Regions from separate parts of the Mus musculus genome. Here region 2 is linked to region 1. A link is a loop called in an ENCODE intact Hi-C map of the cell type or tissue named here. Cell type or tissue: heart. All regions are shown on one strand. Links, peaks and the distances in the headings refer to the core of each region. The heading gives the core; the rest is flanking DNA. Region 1 overlaps Cnot4 (CCR4-NOT transcription complex, subunit 4). Region 2 has its middle 17 kb from the start of Slc23a4.

The links. Peaks named below come from ENCODE experiments on the same cell type or tissue, not always from the same donor. Only the 100,000 strongest peaks of a DNase experiment are listed, where the experiment ranks them.
Region 2: it touches region 1 in a loop (2.5-fold over the local background); 7 of 42 quality-filtered maps call a loop at or near these places.

Annotation. Positions count from the first base shown.
Region 1 is chr6:35,058,611-35,066,558 of GRCm38, forward strand. It overlaps Cnot4 (CCR4-NOT transcription complex, subunit 4), which reads right to left. Exons shown (of 12, transcript NM_001164413.1): 7 at 6,288-6,412. Among named protein-coding and RNA genes, the nearest start is that of Gm33046, 71 kb to the right of the region's middle. In heart, for the core only: a CTCF peak has its summit at 4,041; no DNase peak of the experiment used is centred there.
Region 2 is chr6:34,991,404-34,999,351 of GRCm38, forward strand. No RefSeq gene overlaps it. Among named protein-coding and RNA genes, the nearest start is that of Slc23a4, 17 kb to the left of the region's middle. In heart, for the core only: a CTCF peak has its summit at 4,143 (motif pointing left); DNase peaks (open chromatin) are centred at 3,518 and 4,128; H3K4me3 peaks cover 546 bases; H3K27ac peaks cover 429 bases; H3K27me3 peaks cover 693 bases.

The DNA.
Region 1 (7,948 bases), core at 3,076-5,575:
ACAATGTCAACCAACCAAAAAATAGTTCCATGGAGGCTTAAAAAAAATTTTTTTTAACATAAGACAATCATACAGTAGACGGACCAAAGAAAAATTCACAAAGGGGACTGAAAATGGGAGAGAAAAAAACTGAAGGTCTCGTTCCCTTGTTTGTAATTCAAAACAGTCATAGTTTATTTTAGTTACACTCTGAACATAAATTTAAATAAATAAAAATGCCAAAAAATGAGCAATTCCAAATTCCAGTGGCATGTTGCTGTATATACAAATGTACATATACTGTTACTAAATGAATATATTTTCTTTTTCAGATATATTTAGTTAGATAAAATCATTTTAATTTTTTCATGTTTACCAAAGTCTTAAAAAAAACTTGGGAGACATTTAAATGTTTGATACCACAAATGATATATTTAAAATTAATGACATGCAAAACTTGCAGTATAGAATACATTTTAATTTTGTATAGGCTTCAATACACATCAATATTTAACCTACTACTATGCTATTAAAATATGGCCAACTTTTAAGTGGCACAATTAGCTCTTTACATGCAAGAAAATAAATGCCTCAGCAAACCTGGAGTGTTTATAGCTGGGCAAATGCTTTAATTGGTTTTCTCATAATCTCTAGAGCTACTTAACATAAAATGAAAATAAATGCCTTAATAACAACAGGCAGGCACAAATAATTATTTTTTCCTTTCCTTTCCTTTCCTTTCCTTTCCTTTCCTTTCCTTTCCTTTTTCTTTTTTTCTTTTTTTTTTGGTTTTTCAAGACAGGGTTTCTGTGTGTCGCCTTGGCTGTCCTGGAACTCACTCTGTAGACCAGGCTGGCCTCGAACTCAGAAATCCACCTGCCTCTGCCTCCCAAGTGCTGGGATTAAAGGCGTGTGCCACCACGCCCGGCTCCTTTCCTTTTTCTTTTCCTTTTTCCTTTCCTTTCCTTTTCCTTTCCTTTCCTTTTTCCTTCCCTTTCCTTTCCTTTCTTTCAGACAGGGTTTCTCTTACATAATCTTGGCTTTCCAAGCTGGTCTTGAACTCACAAAGACCCACCAGTCTGCCTCCCAAATGCTGGGATTATAGGTGTGTGCCACTTTGCCTGGCTAAGAATTATTCTTTTTGGTGGGGGTGGGGGGGAGTTTGGTTTTTCGAGACAGGGTTTCTCTGTATAGCCCTGGCTGTCCTGGCACTCACTTTGTAGACCAGGCTGGCCTCGAACTCAGAAATCCTCCTGCCTCTGCCTCCCAAGCGCTGGGATTAAAGGCATGTGCCACCACCGCCCAGCCTAAGAATTATTCTTAATACTGAACTTGAAAGACATTGAAAGATGTGACAAGCCTTCCTACAACAGCCGGTAAAGCCTTTATTTTAATCTTGTATTTTTGTAATGAAGTTTAACTTTCAAAAAGATGTATTTAAGTTGACTTATACACTTTTTTTTGATGTACCTTCTCTTCTAGAAAATAAGGACTTGAAGAACCTTATCTTTTAAAAAAAAAAAAAAAACTTGTTATTTCTGTGTTTATGTGTGGTGTATATACTTCTGTGTATGCTCCCACGTGCACCCATGGAAGCCAAAGAAGGAACTCGTGTGATAATTCACCTATTTAGTCACTCTGCACCTCTCTTAATGAATCAGAATCGAGGCTGGTGTGGAGGAAAGACATTTCTCTTCTAGTGTGGACAAGGGATTTGCAATCTCTATCTTTATTTTTGCATCAAATGCAGAGCTGTTTACTAGTAATTAAGAATCTCCTCCCCAAACCCAGCACTAAGGTTACAGGTGTGCCTAATACTTGAACTGCTCTTCATGATTTTGTAACAAGTATCTGCTGAACCATTCCCCCAGGCCCTCAGTGCCCTATCTTCAACCATTCCTCTCTTTACTCTCAAGTAGAAACTTCTAGTTTGTTTGGAAAGTCAGTTATGTTAAATGATGTTTTGCTGGAGCACACAGGTGAAAGGATCCAGGATGATGGAGTACAAATATGACCCTACAGACAGTGGGAGATGAGAAGAGAGCACTGGTTTGGTTTGTCCTGCCTGCTGTTCTTCACTTATGACATCATGTTTGCCTCACATAGCATGGTTGATCTCCACTAGTGGTGACACCAGAGAGAAAACTCTCTAGAGAGAAACTCGTCAAAGAACTGCTTGCAAAGTTCCTGTGGCAGCTTGCTGCTTCCACGGCCTTGCCTCGGGCCAGTTGGTGAGCCTTGCAGTTTCTTCAGGATTGAACTACAGCTGCCAGTTCAGGCCTGGTGTCTGCCTGCTGAGAGGATTGGTCTGCAGCTGCTGAGTCGTATTTGGTGTTTGCTATGGGACGGAACTGCTGCCCCAGAAGCTTGAGCTCACCCCCAAGGAACTATTACTAAAAAAGGTCCACGTCCCCCATATCCTAGTAACCTTTCTCTCCCACTACCTCTGCTGGGTGGTGGGCAAGAGGAGAGGATAGACATTTATTAAAAGTAGGTTGCAAAAAATTTATGCCTACATTATTCATTGAGAAACAAGAATACAGTGGTTCTTTTAATATAAAAGTACCTCAAGTGGGATTAGGGTATATATAAGCAGGGGTTCCCTGTCCAAACAGTAGGTGCCTGTTTGTCTAGGACTTTAGCTACCTTTCACTAAAACCTAAAGTTTAATATCAGAATGGAAAAATACAGGCCATAAGACAAAGCATATGCATTGAAGAGTGTGGGTAATAAAAATCAGACAACATAAAGAAACGTCCCTGAATATTCAGCATATGATGAAGAAAGGGAAGGCACTCTCACTGGGGATATAAGAATGATTTTGCCAGTAAGTGGTGGCAAAAGCACTGAGGAGGCAGAGGCAGGCGGATCTCTGTGTTTGAGGCCAGTCTGCCCTACACAGTGAGATCCAGGACAGCCAGGACTACAGAGAAGAGACCATGTCTGAAACCCTGTCTCCAAAAACAAAACAGAACAGAACAAACAAAAAAACAAGAGGAAGAGGAGAGGAAGAAGAGGTAGAGGGGGAGGAGGAGGAGGATCAGAGTGGTTAATTAGCCTGACTGTTTGAGTTTTTGCCCCACCTTGCAAGGTCATAATAAACAGCCTCACTTTTACCACTGAGTTTCTGGTAGTAGTTACTTTGAAGTGGAGGTAGGAGCAATTACCTACAATTTCGTCTAACTTTCTAAATAAATCCAGTGAACTTAAGAGGGGTAAGATCCCCTAGGTCACTTAGTGGCTCTCCACCATTTATGCACATGTGTACTAACTACATAAAAGTCAGAACAGTTCAGACACTGACAGAAACTAAAAGACAAAACAGAAAACCAAACCCCTAGCAATTGGCCAATTTTAATATCAAGTAGCCAAGCTTAGCAGACTGTCACCCATTTAATTAATAAATAATTCTGGGTTTTATGCAAAAATAAAAATGGAGATTGTAAGTCATTTGTGTGTAGTAAAAGAAAGTCTTTCGGGAGGCCCATAAAATGCAGGCCACTTTTGTGGCTGCTGTGCACACACTGAGAGTCCCTGTTCTCTACCACTTACCTCTAGCCCTCTGCTGGCAGCACAGCAAAGCCTCCATAGAAAAATAATGGACATGTAAATTTTTGCATACAATTTCAGAGTTCACAGGTATCTCAATACCTATTTATACTTTAACAAGCTTTGCTTGAGAGCATCTTGTACATTTTTGACAAACTACGCCTTTTTTTTCTTGAGTTTTAGAAGTACCAAGTAATGCCATGGAATTCAGAGAGCAGGAGTAATGCACTAATTCCTCCCACTCTAATCTATTAGTAAGGCATTCAGATGGCTCCTGTCTAGGAGAGCACACCTAATTTTCAGTAAGAAAAAGGTCAGTAGTGAAGCATTTGCCTAGCACACATAAGGCCCTGGATTTGTTCCAAAGCACCACAAAAAGGTAACAGTAACTATGGTGGTGGTGATGGTAACAATATACACTTCCTCTCCAAGGAATAAAAACTGGTAGATTCCCTATAAAAGTTTTCCTTTCAAAACCTTTACTAGATAATATACTAGCGCCCTCTATCTGTGGTCAAAGGAAGCTTAAAACACTATCAATTTTTTGGAAGCTACAACTCTTAATACACCTCAAGAGATTTTCAGTCAAAATACATATGGTTATAACATGGTTTCACTTAATAAAACTAATGTGACTGACATGAAACTCTTTTCTAGCAATTTGTCCTTTAAATTTTTGGCATAGTTTAAACCTGTTAAATGAAGGCAAAGTGAGATGAGTCTAGTCTTTAAAATGACAAAGATTTGGGTTAGAATCTTGTTTCTACAGCACATTTGTGTGGAATACTTGTTAGCACTTAACTCAGTTAGTTTTCTTATCTGCAGTAATAACGACAGTATCTGCCACACAGGAGCATGAAGATAAAAGAAGCACATTAAAAGTTTATTTACATCTTCCCTTTGTTTTAGTCTTAACTTCACATCTTCATTTTCCCACAAGGACTGTGTGAGCCACATCAAGCCATGATCACAGTGACTCTTACCACACTGTGATACACTGTGACTCTTATCACCAGGTCTACTCAGTGTCTGAAGCACAGTAACTCAGCCAGGCATCATTCCTTTTACACTCTGGTTGTTGCACAGATAATGTCCCAACCTACACGAAAGAACCCAATACCCATCCTTACACATTACAGCTGTGTGGCTTCCTTGTTTTCTATTCTCTGCATTTGAATTCCATCATTTCTAAGCAATGTAATCATACAGAAAACTATTTTTAATAAGAATGACTGAGTATAGAAATGCTGAGTATATCAGAAATGTTTACTACAACAATCTCATTTCCTTATTAAGCATCCCAGACACTGTAGGTAATGAGCAATAAATAGCACATGGTTCATCATCTAGAAAGAGTAGTACAAATTATCAAAGGAGATGGTCAGTTTGTTCAAACCAAAAAATATGGTTGGATTTAGCTCCTATTCCTAACTTCAAGGTAAATAAAACTCATATTGTTAAATATAGTAACTTTATGTTTTATGCTGAATTCTACTTATATATCTATATACATATATCCATTATGTGTAAGTGTATAAAAATAAACATTCACATTTAAATAGTTGTAAATATTTAAATAATATTCAGCATCAAAAGGCAAAGACACCTGCTTTTAAATTCTAAACATAAGAATTATGTTTGAAGAAAGATTTTAACAATAATCTGTGTAATTCTTATTGATACATTTGAAAGCTGGTTATCTTACTAGACTACAGACTCTACTATTTAAAGCGGAACATTAAAACATCACTTAAAGAATATTTAGGACACAGTAAAATCCCAAAATTATTATTTAGCTATATAATTTCCTGACAACCTATGCCAAAGTATAGTTTAAGAAAGGAAGATCACTAAATCAGCATGAGACATTGTACTAAAAATTATAAATCTGTTTTAACACTCATCCAGTATCTACCACCCAGAACAACGTTAGACACAGCACACAGGGAGGTTGCTGTTCCCAGGGGTAAGACTATTCCATCTTCTCCTCACAGATACAATGCCATCGCTTCCCTAGACTAAACAGCCATGCCTACCTGTAACGGAAACACACACACTTTAGATAACTACCACTTTCTCTTTTATAACATGCTTTCTCCTATTAGGTCAGAGAGAAAGCTTAGATTGGATGGCAAGAGTGTTCAGTATCTAAGTTTCCTTGGTTTACTTTTGCCCTACCCAACATAGGGTTCACACACCTGAGAAGGCCAAGAACTTGCTATGAAGCCCACCCAGTGTGTGACCTCAAACCTGTAACTCTCTCAAATTAGCCTGCTAGAATTAGAGACATGAGCACTACACCCAGATCTCTGATTGCCTTTCAACGTGAAAGGTGCCCTGGGCTCAGAGTAGTCTGTATAGATATAAGAGCCAAAAGTGAAGGCATCAAAGAAAATGAAGTGTTAACAGAGAGCAATGAGCAAGAGAGACTCAAACTTAGCCATCCATGCCTGTGGTTTATGCCTTTAATCCCAGAACTCAGAAGGCAGAGGAAGGAGGATCTCTCTGGGTTCAATGTCAGCCTGGTCTATATAGTGAGTTCCAGGCCAAATGAGGGCTACTTTAAGACCCTGTCTCAAAATAAAATCAAATAAAAATCCCACTCAGAAACTATGGTCTGACATTTCTACATAATTGAACAATGCATAAATGATAGATCTTTTTATGAATTTTGCCTAAAAAACATACACAATGAAAAAAAATGACAAACAGGAAGGACATCGGAGTATCAATATTTAATCAGTACTTACGTATCATACCTTTGTAATGGTGTCACTTTGTTCTTATTCTTATCAACTGAACCCGTAGATAGCTGAAGAAAATTGGGATTTAATTTATATAATTCTTGGAGGAGCTTCTGTTCATATTCTTGGTGCTTACCCGCCTAATGAAAGAAGAAAATAAAACTGCAGTAGGATTCAAATAAAAAAAAAAAAAGTCTGGTATTAAATACTTGGTTCCTTTCTGAATTATTAAAAGTACCATAAATGGAATATTAGTTTTTTCAGAGTCAAAAGAAACATGAGATGATGCTACCAAACTTTAACAACAACAAGTTATTGCAGTCAAGGTAAACTACAGATACTCAATAGGCCAAAACATTCTTTCGGCATCCCATGAAAAGAACAATTTCACATATCAATGCATCAGAAGGCCTTGAGATAGCTCACTGGGTAAAGGCTCTTGTTGGCAAACCTGACAACCTGAATCTGATCCCTGGAAAACATGTGTGGTTGGAGAGAACCAACTCCTACAAGCTATCCTCTCACTGCCACATATGTGATATGCCACGTGTACATGTGTGCACTCATATACACATAAATGAATAAATATAATACAAATTTAAAACTACTTCCAGTTTCTAAGTTTTCTGATGCCCCAGTTAGCTTTAACTTTCAACCTGACACAACCTAAACTCTCCTAGGAAGGAAACGCCAACTGAGGGGCTGTCCAGATTACAGTGGCCTCTCGGCATGCCTCTTGCTTGTTAACCGGTGTAGGAGAGGCTGGCCCAGCCAACTATGGACAGGACTATTCCTAGGCTATAAAAGAAAACTAGCTATGTATAAGCAGGTCAGTAGGAAAGGAAGTAGCATTACTCTATGGGTTCTTACCCTGACTTCCCTCAAAGATGAGCTAAATAAAACTTTTAAGCTAAAAAAACCTCCTTTCCTCTCATAAGTTGCTTTTGGTCATGCTGTTTGTCAGAGGAAGCAGAAGGAAACTAGACCACCTATGATTAAATGAAATTTATCAATAGATGGCTATACTTAGAGGTCAATAGTATAATGAATCCACAATTTTCTTATATTTTCCTTCATCTTAACACCAGGTAAAAATACCATTAACTTGTTTTTATTATCTACTTTCTCCCTACCAACAACAAAATAAAAATTCATGTCTTAACTCTAAACTAGGACTGAGCAGTTTACAGCCAGTCTCTTGTTTTAGAAATAATACTTCACTGGGCACAATCTAGTTACTCGTTTATACACTGTGTGTCCATAGGCTATCTTGCTACAATGTCAGAGTAAAGTGTTACAATAGGGATAGTGGAAGACAGTGACAGAGACTACAACTGCCTAGGAATCTTAAGATACTTTATGAGACTGGCCTTTGCAGAAAACTTGCTAGTACCCGATGCATACACAAAAAAACACCTGTCAGTGAGGTTGGGGTACCTTCCTATCAGAAGGCAATGTCACAAATGGTACAGGAGATTCATTGAAAAGATTCATTGAAAAAGCAAGCTGTAAACAAAAGTAAATAACAATAAAACTGCTTCTGAGTGACTGTTTACCATTGCCTGTGTGTCTTAACTAAAAGGACATTTCATTTACTATGGGAATATTAATGATTTGAAAACTGTGACTTAAGTATATCTTGCGGCAAAATAAAAATACAACAGAATAAATCAAGC
Region 2 (7,948 bases), core at 2,823-5,322, 67 kb before region 1:
ACCCAGGGCAAGTAGACTTTTCTGATCAGGGAGTCTGGGTGCCAGCACATCCAGGGGCCAGAACATTGAGATGGTGCAATACCGGATAGAGTTTCTCATAGAGTGCTGACCTTGCCTTCATCCTGACCCCCTTTGTGATGGTCTCTGACATCCTTTTTTTTTTTTTTTTTTTTCAAAAATGGGAGGTCTTTGAAAAAACCAAGGAATATGTATCGAGAGGAAAATCTCAGTAAATCAAATGCTCCTGTACTCTTCTTGTGGCCGCACAGTAGGAAAGATAAATGGGTCTTGGGGTGAGAAAAGAAGGGCAGAAGGCACTGGGCACTGAGGAGGAAAACGGGCTCAAGGGTAGAGTTTGGGAATGTCGCTGAGCTTGGTGGGTGGGGCTGCTCTAGAGAGAAGGGTAACTCCATGTGAAGATGGCCGCAGCTTCCCAAGCGCACAGCTCCGAGGCCCAGGCCACCGGCTGGGAATGTCCCTGTGCTGTGGGAGAGGTGCATTGGCTTGTACTGCTCTCTATCACCTGTCTAGGAGAACTCTGGCTTCCAACCAAGGCTCCGGGGAGTGTTCTTGGCCCATCCCAACTCCCAAGGTACAATTTGAGAGCCCTGAGCCACCAAATCAAGCAATGGCAGTCTCATAAAAGTTAACTCTCTGGCAACATCACAGTCACTGAGTACAGAGTGGTCGATGGGGTTCTCTGAGAGGGCACATATTTGCAAGATGTAGGTGGGGAAGGAAACGTGAACTTGGAATGGTGACCTTAGTCTGGCAGAATCCAAGTGTATCTTCACACTAGATTCAGCTGTATACATTTTTGAGGCCACAGAGACCCTAAATCGCACGTCTGGCAAGTGGAAGTGCAGATGTAGAGGCCCTGGGAATTAGGTGATTTCCTTGGTATTGGGGTATGTGATCCGCTGAACTCACTGCCTCCTGACCGATGTGAACAAAGGCTCCCAGACAGAAGCTGCCTCTTCCAGCCAGATCTTCGCAGAGCTGCCTAACTGATGGAGATGCCAATGACTGTGAAGAGTTAAGAACGTTGCAAGTCCTGAGTCCCATCGTCTTGGGCCATCTTATTCCCCTTACTAGCCATATGTTCCCCCTAACCCCCACTCTGTACGTGACCTGACAACTTTGTGACCATTAGATCATTTGGGATGTCCACACAGAGCACTGGTGTTCCACTGGAAGTTAACTTAGCAGATCACCAGCTTCCACCACCTCCAAAGCCACAAGTGTCATCACAGAACAGTCATTCACTCGAGGTCCCTAACAGGCTTCCCTGCTTTGCTGTATTTGAAAAGTGTCTTGATTTATGACCTCCTTTACTCTGCTACCATAAACAGCTCATCAGAGTGGTACCACCTTGGAGTGTGGAACTTGAAGTAGCCTAAATCTGTGTTCCTGGGTTGTGGTCATTCATATTTGGCTCCAGAATAAATTATTTATCGCCTTTGAAGTGGGATTTGCATTGGCACTGAGCTACAGCTGGACTCATGGTCCTTCAATCTTAGCTATGCCGTTACACAGGCATCCCAGCTCTGGGAGAGTCCTGGCCATTTTGCCTCTTGAATGCAGAATCCATTTATTATTTTTATTACATATTTTCTTTATTTACATTTCAAATGTTATCCCCTTTCCTAGTTTCTCCTCCGAAAATCCCCTACCTTCTCCCCCTTCCCCCTGCTCCCCAACCCACCCACTCCCGATTCCCTGGCCAGGCATTCCCCTATACTGGGGCATAGAATCTTCACAGGACTAAGAGTCTTTCCTCCCATTGATGACCAACTAGGCCATCCTCTGCTACATATGCAGCTAGAGCCACGAGCGCCTCCGTGTGTTTCTTTGATTGGTGGTTTAGTCCCAGGGAGCTCTGGGGGTACTGGTTAGTTCATATTGTTGTTCCTCCTATGGGGCTGCGAATCCCTTCAGCTCCTTGGTTACTTTCTCTAGCTCCTTCATTGGGGACCCTGTGCTCTGTCCAATGGATGGCTTTGAGCATCCACTTCTGTATATGTCGGGCACTGGCAGTGCCTCTCAGGAGACAGCTATAATGTGCCCTTTATTTTTATTTTGAGGCTGGTCTTTTGTGGCCCAGGATAGTCTCACTCATTAGATAGCCAAGACTGACCATGGACCCTTACCCTCTTGCCTCTGCTTGCCCAGTGCTGGGATTACAGGCATGTACAATCATACCCTGTTCACACAGTAGTGGAAATTGAAGCTTCACATATGCTAAGAAAGCACCCTTTCAACTTAACTACATCTCCAGCCCCCTAAGTCAGTTCAAATGCATAGGAGAACTTTGCATTCTCTTGTGTAATATAATAGAAGTTTGGAAATGAAAGATAGAGGGTAGCATGGGGTTAGAGTTCCCAGAGACACTGTGTCCCCCAAACTGCGGTTCTCATCACAATTCAAAAGCTGGTTCTGTTGTTGGCAGTCAGAGTTTGGTATGGATGTTTCCAGGTTTTTGGCCTCTTAATCCAAAGAACTGAAAATAAGAGTCATACAAATTTGCCAAAGCAGCGAAATAATTTTATTTAGAGCAAATTGATAGCAGAGATCAAATAGGGACACGCTGTGGAGATTAACAGCTGGCTATAGGACAGGGCACACTCAGGGCCCTGATTACTGTCAGGGCTTCCTTGTATGGGACTCAAGAGAAGGAAGAGGAGGAGGAAGAGGAGCTTGGTTGCTAAGGGATATAACACAGTTCTCTATTTTGATTGGTGGATTGATAGATGGGTAGCTTGCTAATACGTTTACTTTCGAAAGTGTGTCCTTTCCCATAATGCATGATTCTCTCTCTCTCTCTCTCTCTCTCTCTCTCTCTCTCTCTCTCTCTCAATTGTGCATAGGCATAGATGGTAAGTGGAGAATCTCTCTAAAAGTTTTCTAGAGCACCTGACAGGATTACCATAAAAGTCTAGCTCATAGGAAGCTACCGGTCCTGTGTGCGAGGTTCCGGATCACGCCTGGGAGGGACTAAGGTCATGTATGCACTATACCAGGAGACATCCACTCAGACCTTAACCCTGATTTCTTGCTATTTTAACCTTCTCATTTGAAAGCATTTCTATATAAAAGCAGCATTGTCTCAGTGTCGCAGCGTTACAGCACATGTGAGCTGTGCTGGAGAATTCCCGGGAGTCTAGGGCTCCCTTTTCACTGCATGTCCCCATCGGGGTTCCTGTCCCTCTTTCATACCTCAGGGTCAGTGAGCCTGCTTGGGTGTTGTGCAGTAGAAGCTCGCTGAGCGTCCTGCTCGGTATGGGTCCTGCAGTATGGGAAGGTTACCCTCTTTTGGACACTGCTTCTTGAGTTGGTAGTGACCCTGAGCTGAAGAACCCAGCCTGCCTCCTTTCAGCTCCTTGAGTAGCAGACCACTGGGCTCCATGGCTTCCTTTTGGGGGCTGAGAGAGGTGCCGGCTAACAGGCAGCCCAGTACTGGCTTGTCTCCAGGAAGACAGTGCTGACACGTGGAGTCACCAATGGTGACCACACCCACAATGAACACGCTGCGACCCATGGCTTTCACAGGAGCTGTTGCCTCTTGACTTCTCATGAAGTCTATTTCCCAGTAACTCCCGAGCCCTCCATAAATGCTCACCCCAGAGCACCCAGAGCCTTCTGCCAACATCCTGGCTGTCTCTATCTTCTGGACCACATGCTAGCACCAGGAGAAGATGCTATGAAGCAGCGTTTCAGGTTGTTTGTTCTGGACACAATGGACTCCCACGGTCAGTGCTGGGCCTTTTGGGTACAGGGACCTAGGAGGAGGCAGGGAAACTGAGCGTCACAAGTGTTCCTACCATCTGACTGCTCAGCTTGGGTATCTGCAGAAACAATATGGGAGCTGAGGTGTCCGGCTTGTGGGACTGCACTGCAGGCAGTGTGATCCTTCAGCAAGCACTCCACTCGCACCGCGCTGCTGAAATCGAACAGGGTTACTGCCTGCCCTGCGGCACACAGAGACTGCAACCCATGACTGTATTGTCTAGACTGATCCAAGTCTTTCTTTCTCAAGTTTGGGGCTGAGCGAATAGGGGGAGACAAAACTTCTGACCTATCACCGGTCAGAGCGTCAGGAAATAGAGAACAAGGCCACAGTGCCACCCAGCGGACAAATAAAAAACAGCGCCCTTCCACCTAGAGGCGAAATAAGCCAGCCTACCGGCCTGGCCAGAATCCTGAACACACCCCACCTTCCAGAACTGAGGGTTGGGCTCTGTCTGTGGTGCTGACATTCCAGGATGCTCTCTGGACTGAAAGGGCTGGAGGTTTGGGGGCCGGGAGCCTGGCACGGAACTTTTCTGTCTCAGCACAGAATGTTCCCCAGCCAAGGCATATGTCCTGGCCTTTATCAAAGGATCCCCTGCCCAGTCTACTGAGGACTGGATAGGAGAGAAATAACATTGTCTTCAATCTGTAGTACCATATGAGCAGGTGAGAGAGATCTAAATGAGAGTGTTGTTTAAAATGAATATCCTGGGACAAGGAGATGGCTCCGTGAGAGCACTGGCCATGCAGGTGGGAGCGAGGATCAGAATTTGGATCCCGGCACCTATGAAAATTCTGGATGAACTTGAAAGCCACCCATAACCCCAGCAGTTGGGATGGGGAGAGAGGCAAGTTGGCTAGCTATAACAGCCAAATCAGCAAGCTTGGGGTGCAAGTGAAAGACCCTGCCTCGGTGACTGAAGAGGAGAGTCACTGGAGAAAGCAGACACAGACCTGTGGCCTCCACGTGCACGCACCCATATACATTCACACCCAGACACAAGTGCACACACACGTGAACATACACCACACGCATGACAAGTACCTAAATGATTCTTTCTTCCTCTTCCCCCTTCCTCCTCCCTCCCAGCCATCCACCCATCAACCACACAGCACATCCTACAGCGCTCAGCTACTGTGTGGTGTTTTGAGCATCGTGCCAGGTGGTGAGTGTACCAAAGTCAGCAAACCCGACACACATCCCTGCCCTCATGGAATTCACCATCTGGCGGGAGAGAAAGACATTAATCAAGGAAGTGCGAGGACCACTGCACGCTCTCGGCTGAGATGAGGGCTAGAGTTCTCGCTCTTGAACTGGGTTGCAGCCTCAAGTCGTGGACCTGGATGGGAGGGTGCTGATGAACTTGCCAATAGTAAAAGGACCCAAAAATGAATTCAAAATTAAAATCGTTGTGAATCAGAGGAATTTCCATTGGTGTTCATCGCCCTTGGCTCCAAGAGTAGAACATGTCACTTTGCACTGATGCCATCATGCCAGCCACTGAATGCTGACTGAAGTGCCTGGCTGAGATTCAAAAAGTGAAGGCTGTTTACTGCACACACAGGGTTCTCTGCTCTTACAGAAACACAGTAGCTTAACTATGGAAAGGACATTAGCATTTCCCTACCATTGCTCCTCAGCACACAAGCATCAGGTTCCCAGACCTTTGGATTGTATTGTGTTAGAGTGTTTGATTTTAAAAGTTGCTACTTGAGAGGCCTGGCAAGATGGCTCAGTGCATAAAGGCAGGTGTCCCCACACCTGACACCCTGAGTTCAATCCCCAAGCAGGCTCCACACAGTGGAAAGTGAGAATTGACTCTTGCATGCTGTTCTGGCCTCCTCTTATGGGGTGTGGCGTGTGGGCTCCTATGAGCACACACACATATACACCCACATAAATAAATTAAAATATTTAAATTTTGCTGCTTGAGACACTGAGTTTCATCAAAAAAAAGTTAACTGAAATTTGGCTTGGGATTAGGACAGAATTTCTGAAAACTTCTGAAATGTACTAAAACATACTTCTGCCATTTTGTACTGAATATTTATGCAAGGAGGTCTTCTTATCAGTGACAATTATGAAATCGAAATATCAATCAATTCTGAAAAACACTGAAGATGCTGTATTCTGCAGTGTCAGATACTCAGCCAAAAATTAACAGGCATCGATCTCATCAATATTCACATATGGGTTTTTTTAATAAACAGTGTATGTATGTGTATAAAAGAGTTGTTCTAAAATAAATGTATAATTATCAGCAAACATTTAATTCATATACTTATATTATATATTTACATACCCAGGGTTACATGAAAATAGGGGTCCTGAGTGGAACTGGTCCAAGAAGCTGCGCTGCGGAGGAGGAGGAGCAGCGGGCGAGGCTACCACTCCCCATCACGGGGACTCAGAAAAGGCTGACTTGACACGTGTTAGTGTTTGGAGGAGGCAGCGTGAGCAGAGGTTCTGGGGCAGCGGGGAGACCGGAACCGGGTAGAAAGAGCAGAGAGGAGCGTGGTGTTAATGGATGCAGAAAGGGGGCTACAGGCAATGAGCTTGCTGGCCATCTGAAGACTCTACTATTGCGTCTGAGGAGCCAGGGAAGGTCGCTGGTGTGTTTGCGCTGACTGGGTGAGGGTGGAGTGGAGAGTGAGGAATTATGGGGGTCTTCCGGGATGTTTGATAGGGTGCAAGACTGGAGTTTTTATGGAACTGGGAAGAGTCGAAAGAGGCTAGGTTTGGAGTAGGGGAACGTGAGTGTAGATGGTTTGGAAATAACCAATCGGATGTCAAGTGTCTGTGTGCACCCGAGAGGACCTCCTGTCAGGCGGCGGACACGTCAGCCTTGAGACTCAACTCAGTAGAAATGACAACCGGAGGGTAGGAACTGTAGGAACGCTGAGGCTCTGGTGAAAAGTGGAGACCAACGGGTGAACCAGAGGCCACGTGTGTGACAGTGCAGAGTTCAGGTCAGAAGTTGTGGGTGTGGGAAGGGGTGAGTGACCCAGATCTTACTGTCTTGTCCAGGGTCCGGTCACTAGAACTGCACTAGAATGGGATCCTCACAAACACGGAGAGACAGCAGAGGCCAGCGCTGGTGAGGTGACACAGAAGCTGAGCGCTTGCTGCTTGTCCAGATGACGCAAGCGCACTGCTCCGCATCCACATCAGGTAGATCACAACCACCTGCAACTCATAGGGCACTACACACTTGCGGACTCAAGATATGGATTTTGATTGTTTGTTTTTTCGAGACAGGGTTTCTCTGTGTAGCCCTGGCTGTCCTGGAACTCACTTTGTAGACCAGGCTGGCCTCGAACTCAGAAATCCTCCTGCCTCTGCCTCTGGAGTGCTGGGATTAAAGGCATGCGCCACCACCGCCCGGCTGAATTTTTTTTTTTTTTTAAATAAATGCTTCTTGGGCTAGGATCCTTCCTTGAGTCAGGAATGTACTATTTGCCTAGTATACAAAAAGCCTTGGATTCCATTCTGAGCACTACATGAAACCAGGCATGATGCTACAGACCAGCTTGGAACACACAAGTGCCTATTGTGGGCTAAAATGGAGTGTGGGAGGCAGCGCAGCAGCGGACAGACTGATGGGGGTGCTCTGTGCTGGTGGGCCTGGCTCCCTTGCTTAGGACCTGCATTGCTCTGCAGCCCTCTGGCAACCACCCAGGGTGAAGCATCACCCAGAAGGCACTGGAGTGGGCTGCCCTACAGAGTCCATAACTATAACCCTCTGTGTGGCAGCTAGGATTTTCCCATGTAACACCCTGTAGATTAATTACTGCTGAGTGTGTTGGTACCTGCCTGTCATCTCATCACTTGTTAAGGCGGAGACAAGAGGATTGCAAGTTCAAAAACAGCCTGGACTATATAGTGAAACACTGTCTCAAAAAGCAAAACCTAAAACCCAGGAGCCTCTCCTAATATCCTCGGCCTCAAAAGCAAGAACAGTAGCTAGATGGCAGTGTTGGCTACTCATGCCAATGCCAGCAGCAGCAATGGAAGGGGTGGCTTTCCAGAGATTCCCTTTGTAAGCCCAACCCCTGGAGAACTCAGGCTACCAGGCTCCACCGTTAGCCTCCTCTGGAGCTGGACCTGACCCTTAGAGGCGCACAAGCACCCAGGCTCCCTCCTCAGGAGTTCCCCCGC